Linked DNA regions of Homo sapiens: region 2 is linked to region 1. Evidence: read pairs that join two places in POLR2A ChIA-PET (ENCODE). Cell type or tissue: A673. All regions are shown on one strand. Links, peaks and the distances in the headings refer to the core of each region. The heading gives the core; the rest is flanking DNA. Region 1 has its middle 65 kb from the start of TOB1-AS1. Region 2 overlaps NME1-NME2 (NME1-NME2 readthrough).

Region 1 (4,385 bases), core at 386-4,385:
GCCTGAGGACACATTTCTCAGGACATATCCCCCTTGTTGAGTGATGCAGGACAGTGCTTACTCATCCTCCTCTTTTTTTTTTTTCCAAGATAGAGTCTTGCTGTGTCACCCAGGCTGGAGTGCAGTTGTGCAATCTTGGCTCACTGCAACCTCCACCTCCCGGATTCAAGCGATTCTCCTGCCTCAGCCTCCTGAGTAGCTGGGATTACAGGCACCCACCACCACGTCCAGCTAATTTTTGTATTTTTAGTAGAGATGGGATTTCACCATGTTGGCCATGCTGGTCTCGAACTTCTGACCTCGTGATCCACCCGCCTCGGCTTCCCAAAGTGCTGGGATTACAGGTGTGAGCCACTGCACCAGGCCTCATCCTCCTCTTAAGTTTTCCCAAACTCTGTCTGCGATGGTCCTGCACCCTCAGTGCTTGTTTCCCACCTTCATTGGCTCAGTGTTTTTGGAGCCCTCTAGCCCTGTGAGATGCTCTGGAAGGAAAGGGCTCCTGAGTCCGTGGGTTTCTAGTAAAAGTTGCACTCATTACACCTTCATGGAGACTCATCATGTACCCCAGCATAGGAAAGGTCCTGAGAAGTCCTAAAGTAAAGAAACCTGCTTAAGTTAGTTCATCACAGGGGTTCCTGCAATTCTTGGCTATTAGAACCTGATTTGAAGGTATAACGCCTTGTCAGAATCCGTGCTCCTCGGCGCGCACCCGGGGAAGTCTGTGGTGTGCTGTGGGAGATGGCTCCCTGTGTTCAAGCGGCCTCTTCTCTGCTTCTCCAGCAACTGTGCGGATATTTCCAAGTGTCTGGCTGATGAGGGCCACGCACATAGGCTGGGCCTATCTCAGGGATGGGGGGTACCTCGTGGCTTGAGAATCAATCCTGGCTCTCTGCATCTGGGGCCCACAGGGAGCCTGGCCTCGCCCAGAGAAGCCACGTCAAGGGGCACATCTCCAGAACTGGCTAAGGTGAGGCCTCACACCCAGCCCCGCAGCCTCGGAGCCAGCCAGGGTCCATTGGCTCCTCCTCGCACTGGTCCTGGCCTGGCTGTCAGGGCAGAGGATGCCACCAGTCTCAAGACCCAGAGTGGCCGCAGGAACAAGGGAGACTCTGCCATTTGAGCCAATGCTCCAGGGACTAGAAGCCTGGGTTCTGACTCCAGGGCCCTTGCTCTGCCCTCAGCGTCTGCCCTCCCAGGCCCAGTACCCATGCCTCCCTCAGCCCTAAGACTTCCAGTGGCCTCCTGATGGTCAGAGGCCCTCAGAACACTGTGGTCGGGCATCCTGAAGCCCCAGCCTGGGGTCGGGGATCGGGGGCAGAAGCCTTGCAGCCAGTCCCACTCCTGATCTGACCACTGCTTCCAGAGAATTACAGGGTCAGGAAGGCCCCTGCTATCCCGTCCCTCATACCATTAAAATCAGATACTTAAAATTATGCAAGAAATACATGAACAGCGTCTCTTCAGATGATTCAGACAATACAGAAGTGGGGTAAAAACACTGAAGTCTGTTTTGCTTCTCACCAGCCCATGGATTTTTAAAAACTCAAGTTGAACCATATTCTGTATTTTTCTATTTTTCAATGACTTTATTTCTTAAAGAAATTTAACAATCTGATACATGTTAATACATCTTGATCTACCTTGTTTTTTTTTTAAAACTCATCTACACAATATTCCAGGGTGTTGATGTCTCCCTTATTTCTCTCTCTTCTCTCTCTCTCTCTCTCTCTCTCTCTCTCTCTCTCTGTCTCTCTCTCATCTTCCTTTTGCCACCCAGGCTGGAATGTAGTGGTGTGATCACAGCTCACTACAGCCTGGATTCAGCACACAGGAATCAGAGTCAGAATCAGAAAAAAAACAAGGAGGAAGCTGAGGTTCCAAGAGGTCACCCAGGCAGCTGCGACCAGAACGGTCCCCCGCGTCTCTGGGCGCCCCAGGCCGGCCCTTGTTCGCTCGGCCCCTGCCGGGACCTGCGCTCCCCGGGGCCATCCCGGGCCCTCCCGAGCTCCGGGCGGGTCCAGCCCCCACCTCCTGCGGCCCCCGCGGCTGCAGAGCTGCCCGCGCCTCGGAGGAACCAAAAAAAGCCGGCGCGTGGTGCACGCGCGAGCGGCGCTGGGCCCTGGCGCTGCCGTTTTTAGTGTGCCTGTAGCCCAGAATATAGACTTCATCACCCCCAGGAAACGCGGCCATAATATTTTTGGTTGCATAAGCAAACGAAATTAGAAACCTGGAACGCGTTCAAGACCTTTAGATGCGAGCGCTCGGCAGCGCGGGGGACCAGAGAGGAGACAGATGGGGATTAGGCGAGTTGAGCATCAGGACAATAATTTCCTCTTTTAATTTGGGTTTCATCGACAAGTAAAACAGCATTAGCCGCCCGGTTACGTAACCGGCGCCACAGCCGGCTCTGATAAGCGGCCGCAGCGAGCCAGGCGGGCCCTGCTGCCCCTGCACCTCCTGCCCGGACGGCGGAGGGAGGGCGGGCTGAGGCGGGCCTGCGGGCCTCACCAAGTCAGCCGCCGCGGGGCTGCTAAGCAGGGCTATTGTTAGCTCGGCTCGTCACAGCCGTTCTCAGAGAGCTCCAGTGCGTTGGCTCAGGCCTCACAGCCCGCAATTTGCAGGCAGGAGGATTTGCACTCCTTGCTTGCTTGAAAGAGCTTGCTTGAAAGAGGCTCTCTAGGACGCAGGAATGGAGTGTCCCCCAGCCCTGCAATTCCGTGGAGCGCTGAACACGGCCCTTTGCAAGATTGTATAAAATAACTAAAATTGGAAGTTACCAAAATATTTGACAATGTGGAGAATAGTCTCATAAACTTTGCAGCAACCATACCATCTCAAATTATAGAGCATCTTTTTTAAAAGGCTGGGAGCGGTGGCTCACGCCTGTAATCCCAGCACTTTGGGAGGCCAAGGCAGGCAGATCACCTGAGCTCAGGAGTTCGAGACCAGCCTGGCCAATATGGCGAAACCCCGTCTCTACTAAAAATACAAAAATCAGCCAGGCGTGGTGGCGAATGCCTGTAATCGCAGCTACTCTGGAGGCTGAGGCAGGAGAATCGCTTGAACCCGGGAGGCAGAGGTTGCAGTGAGCCGTGATTGTGCCACTTCACTCCAGCCTGGGGACAGAGTGAGACTCCATCTCAAAAAAAAAAAAAGAAAAAGAAAAAGAAAAGGCTGGGGGACGTGGTGGAAAGATGATGTCCTAGACATAGAATTACATGAAAAAGAGAAAGTTGCAGAAATATGAACAGTATGATTTTATTTGTTAAAAGATAAAACGAACCACATATCCCCAGCAAAGCTTTCTCCTTCTGAGAAAGCTGCACGTTGCCGGACAGTAGGTGTATAAAAGGCTGCTGGGGCAATCGCTGAACTATGGAGGCAGTCCCCTTCGGAGGGAGGCAGGGCGTAAAGGAAGGTCGTGGGGAATTTCACGTTTTACTCTGCATACTTCTGTAGTATTTGAGTTTCTCACACCACAGTGTACTGTGTGTGCTTGTGTCATTAAGATGCGAACTCCCAAAGACATGATGGCTGGGGGCAGCTTTGCAGCATGGAGCTGGCCTGGGCTTCCAGCTGCCTTTTCAGAAAGCAAGTAGGAATTATAGAGATGCCTAAAGTTAGAGCAGAAGGTGGGAGGTGGGGAGGATCTTAGAGAATATCTGGCCCAGCACTTCATTATCTGGGTAGGGAAACTGAAGCCTAGGACAGGAGAGGGACTTGTCTTAGCATCTCACACCAGCTGGCAGCAGGCACATGGAGGCAGAAGCTATAGGTTGCTAGCCTGTGTTCTTCTACCACCAGGCCACTCTGCCAACCCTCAAATGTGCTGGAGTCACGGTGGTGCAGGAGAAAGAGGCAGGAAGAAAAGAACTAAATATTGGCCGGATGCAGTGGCTCACGTCTGTAATCGCAGCACTTTGGTAGGCCAAGGTGGGAGAATTGCTTGAGCCCAGGAGTTCCAGACCAGCCTAGGCAATATAATGAGACCTCGTCTTGAGCCCGGGAGGTGGAAGTTGCAGTGAGCCAAGAAGGCACCACTGCACTCCAGCCTGGGCAACAGAGCGAGACTCCGTCTCAAAAAAAAAAAAAAAAAAGCAGAACTAGGTATTCATGGGGCAGGATAGGGATAGGTGGGAAGCAACTTGGCATCCATCTCTTCAACCATCCATGCAACAAACATGTGTTGAGGGTTCTGGTGGTTTTGAAGCATGTCTGTAAATTTTTTTAACACTCTTCCCATCGAAAGGCAGGGCTTCTGTCCCCTTGCCTCGAATCTGGGCTGACCTTAGCCACTCACTTGTAACACATAGAACGTGGTGGAAGCAATACTGCCTGATTTTCAAGGTTAGATTAGATAAGCCTGTGCATCTTCCTTCTGGCTT
Region 2 (4,385 bases), core at 1-4,000, 230 kb before region 1:
GCCACTGCACTCCAGCCTGGGCAACAGATTGAGATTCCATCTCAAAAATTAAAAAAAAAAAAAAAGGGGGCCAGGTGCGGTGGCTCACACCTGTAATCCCAGCACTTTGGGAGGCCAAGGCAGGCAGATCACGAGGTCAGGAGATCGAGACCATCCTGGCTAACACAGTGAAACCCAATGTCTACTAAAAATACAAAAAAATTAGCTGGGCATGGTGGCGGGCACCTGTAGTCCCAGCTACTCAGGAGGCTGAGGCAGGAGAATGGCGTGAACCCGGGAGGCAGAGCTTGCAGTGAGCCGAGATTGCACCACTGCATTCCCGCCTGGGTGACAGAGCAAGACTCTGTCTCAAAAAAAAAAAAAAAAAAAAAAACTAAATTAAAAAAAAAAATTCATCTCGCCATCATCTGTCTGTAAAGGCAGCCCACCCCAACTACCCTCTTCTCCCCCATCCTGAGAAGTCTCTTCCCCTCTATTGCCTCTACCGAAGCCAGATGAAAAGGAAAGATAAGAAAAACCCTCAGGTGGCCAGTCGCAGTGGCTCACACCTGTAATCCCAGCACTTTGGGAGCCTGAGGCAGGTGGATCATCTGAGGTGAGAAGTTCGAGACCAGCCTGGCCAACATGGTGAAAACCTGTCTCTACTAAAAATACAAAAAATAGCCGGGAGTGGTGGCACACACCTGTAATCCCAGCTACTCAGGAGGCTGAGACAGGAGAATCGCTTGAACCCGGGAGGCGGAGGTTGCAGTTAGCCGAGATCGCACCATTATACTCCAGCCTGGGCGACAAGAGCGAGACTTTGTCTCAAAAAAAAAAGGAAAAAGAAAAAAGAAAAACCCTCAGGGTGGGCGCAGTGGCTCACGCCTATAATCTCAGCACTTTGGGAGGCCCAGGCAGGCAGATCGCTTGAGCCCAGCAGTTGGAGACCAGCCTGGGAAACATGATGAAACCCCATCTCTACAGAAAATACAAAAATTAGTTGGGCGTGGTGGCACGTGCCTGTAGCCCCAGTTACTCAGGAGGCTAAGATAGGAGATCACTTGGGCCCAGAGAGGTCGAGGCTGCAGTGAGCTGCTGTCATCACACCACTGCACTCCATCCTAGGCGACAGAGCAAGACCCTATCTCAAAAGCAAAAAAAAAAATTCTAATTTCTCTTTCAGCTAGATGCAGCCATATGACTAAGTTCTAGCCAGTGGGATGTGAGAGGAAGTGAAGGTTGTAATTCAGAGTTGTGTCTTTAAAAGGGTTACTTCTTCCACTTTCCTTCCCAACTTGCAGGAAGGGACATGGGGTGGTAATCCAAGTAGGACTGATTAGAAGGAACCAGGTGTGTGTAGACCACCTTAAAGATCAGAGCCTTACCACTATCACCACCCCTACTGAGCAGCTAGGGCTTTTTCTTTTTTGAAGACAGGTCTCACTCTGTCACCCGGGCTGAAGTGCAGAGGCGGGATCACAGCTCACTGCTCCAACCTCCGGGGCTCAAGCAATCCTCCTACCTCAGCCTCCTGAGTAGCTAGGACTACAGGAATGTGCCACCACACCCGACTAATTTTTAATGTTTGGCAGAGATGAGGTCTCACTCTGTTCCCCAGGCTGGTCTCAAACTCCTGGGCTCAAGCAATCCTCTTGCCTTGGCCTCCCAAAGTGCTGGGATTATAGGCATGAGCCACTGCAACTGACCACACTTGAACTTTCAAATGAAAGAGAAGTACATTTCTATCTTGTCTCCATTAAAGCAACCAAATCAATACCTAACAAATCAAAGCTACTTACAAGACCTCCTGCTTCATTTGAGGCCATCCCAGGGACTCAGGCTTACTATCTACCTAGCTTTTCTGATTTTTGGAGGAATTACAACTTCCCACACTCCCCCATTCACTGAATCCCCAAGAGCTTCTCAAGAACAGGATGGATATGTTTTTATTTAAGAGATGTCTCACTCTGTCACCCAGGCTGAAGGACAGTAGCATGATCATGGTTCACTGCAGCCTTGGACTCCTGGGCACAATCCTCCTGCCTATGCCTTCCCAATAGCTAGGACTAGAGGTGCACAGCACCAGAGCTAATTTTTTTTTTTTTTTTTTGTAAAGACAGCGTCTTGCTATGTTGCCCACCCTGGACTTGAACTTCTGGCCTCTAGCGATTCTCCTCCTCAGCCTCCTGAATAGCTGGGATTAAAGGCATGAGCCATCGTACCCAGCCTAATTTTTCTTTTTTTTTTTTTAGTGAGACAGGGTCTTGCTATGTTACCCAGGCTGGTCTCCCATCTCAGCCTCCCAAGTAGCTGGTATCACAAGCACAAGCCAGCACACCCAGCCCTCATGTTTTCTTTCATTTCTGATGAATCCTCTGCACCTAGTCCAGTCTTGGCCACGTAGCACATGCTCCATAGATGCCTGTTGAATAGCTCAGTGCCAAGAGTGGAAGGGATGCGGGGGTTAAGAAGGGCAGGCAAAGAATGCCTGTGTGTATGTGAGACCTCAAAATAAATCATTTTTATAGTATTTACACTCTCTATTAGGTCAGGTTATTCAGTGTACATGAAAAGAAGGAAAAAAAAGCAATGCAACAATATGAAGTAACCAACTCAATGAATCCTATGCTGGGAGGAAGCATTTTAATCAGATGGTCGGGGATGGTAACACTGTACAGGGAGAACTCACAGCTCCAAGAGCTTCCCTCCAAATTATGATGAAGTTCCTGTAAATAACTAGATTTCCTACAGCCTGGTCCTCTGCCCATGGGAAGGAGGGGAAATGGATGTGAAAAGCAATGTGGTCTGCCCTCCTGTCATTCATAGATCCAGTTCTGAGCACAGCTCGTGTAATCTACCAGTTCCTCAGGGTGAAACCACAAGCCGATCTCCTTCTCTGCACTCTCCACAGAATCACTGCCATGTATAATGTTCCTGGGTGGAGAAAGAGATAGTCACATGACCAAGACCAGAAGGATTAAAATGCGCCCATTGCCAGAAATCTACAGCCACAGCAGCATAAAAGCTGAAGCTCCATGGACATTAGACCATGTTAAAAGAAAAAGCCTACAATGGCCATTCACTTAAGGCTGAAAAATGCCCTCCCCACATCCAGCCCTCCCGGCCACGCTGGTGCAAACAGTGAGAGCCTTCAGGAAAGACTGGCCAGCAAAGTGTGTTGTACCAGGTTCTACACTTCGTGTAACAGAGGTACGACTAAGTGATGTTAACAACCAAAGCCAAACGCCAACTTAAGAGGGAGGAAAACAATAAACTCCGATAAAATCAACCTGCATATGGTATCATGTCTACCTCCAGCCTCGGAAACCCAAATCCTTGTGGCAACTAAATCAGATTTTGGAAAAGGGGGAAAAATACCAAAATCTCACCTGCCAACTTGTATGCAGAAGTCTCCACGGATGGTCCCAGGCTTGGAGTCTGCAGGGTTGGTCTCCCCGAGCATGACTCGGCCCGTCTTCACCACATTCAGCCCCTCCCAGACCTCCAAGGACAGAAGAAGATATGGTCAAAGAAGAAAACCAATCACAGCAGAAAATCTGGCAACTATTAATTCAAAAAAGGAAAAATAAAAAGGCCCCTTAAGATTATATTCATTCACTGAACAAATGTTTATAGAGTATATCCACTTATTCCAGCACTGAGGATCCTGATCTCCCTGCCCTCATGCTTGCCTTTCTACAATGTATTCTCCATACAGCAACCAGAGCAGCCTCCTTAAAATGCCAAGTGTGGGCAGGGCGCAGTGGCTCACGCCTGTAATCCCAGCCCTTTGGGAGGCTGAGGGGAGTGGATCACGAGGTCAGGAGATCGAGACCATCCTGGCTAACATGGTGAAACCCTGTCTCTACTAAAAATACGAAAAGATTAGCTGGGCGTGGTGGCGGGCGCCTGTAGTCCCAGCTACTCAGGAGGCTAAGGCAGGAGAATGGCGTGAACCCGGGAGGTGGAGCTTGCGGTGAGACGAGATGGCACCACTGCACTCCAGCCTGGGCAACAGAGCAAGACTCCGTCTCAAAAAAAAAAAAAAAAAGAAATGCCAAGTGTGAAGTGTCCCATAGCTTCCCAGCACTCAGGAAGTATATGGTCAACACACCCCTAAGAGAGAAGGCCCCTGCCCATGCCTCTGAACTCTTCACCTCCCAACTTCCCTCCCACCCATCAGGCTTCGGGCATTTCAACTCTCCTCCCGTACTTCAAAAAGCCAAGCTCATTCCCACCCTGGGACCTTTGCACATGCTGTTTGCTTGGCTGGAAATGTTTTTCACTGTGATTCTGTACATGGCTGGCTGCTTCTTGTCATTCAGATCGCTGCTTCTTGTCATTCAGATCACAGCTTAAAAATTGCGTTCTTTGATCACCCAATCTAAAGTGATCATTTGCTA

Evidence for each region. Peaks named below come from ENCODE experiments on the same cell type or tissue, not always from the same donor. Only the 100,000 strongest peaks of a DNase experiment are listed, where the experiment ranks them.
Region 2: POLR2A ChIA-PET joins it to region 1 with 12 read pairs; 2 of 35 experiments call an interaction of 5 or more read pairs at or near these places.

What each region holds. Positions count from the first base shown.
Region 1 is chr17:50,929,310-50,933,694 of GRCh38, reverse strand. No RefSeq gene overlaps it. Among named protein-coding and RNA genes, the nearest start is that of TOB1-AS1, 65 kb to the right of the region's middle. RefSeq lists silencers at 1,841-2,170, 2,391-2,590. In A673, for the core only: no CTCF peak of the experiment used is centred there; DNase peaks (open chromatin) are centred at 2,244 and 2,524; H3K4me3 peaks cover 593 bases.
Region 2 is chr17:51,160,259-51,164,643 of GRCh38, reverse strand. It overlaps NME1-NME2 (NME1-NME2 readthrough), which reads right to left. Exons shown (of 9, transcript NR_037149.2): 5 at 3,372-3,484. It overlaps NME1 (NME/NM23 nucleoside diphosphate kinase 1), which reads right to left. Exons shown (of 5, transcript NM_000269.3): 4 at 3,372-3,484; 5 at 2,476-2,916. The coding sequence ends at 2,799. Among named protein-coding and RNA genes, the nearest start is that of NME2, 4.0 kb to the left of the region's middle. In A673, for the core only: no CTCF peak of the experiment used is centred there; no DNase peak of the experiment used is centred there.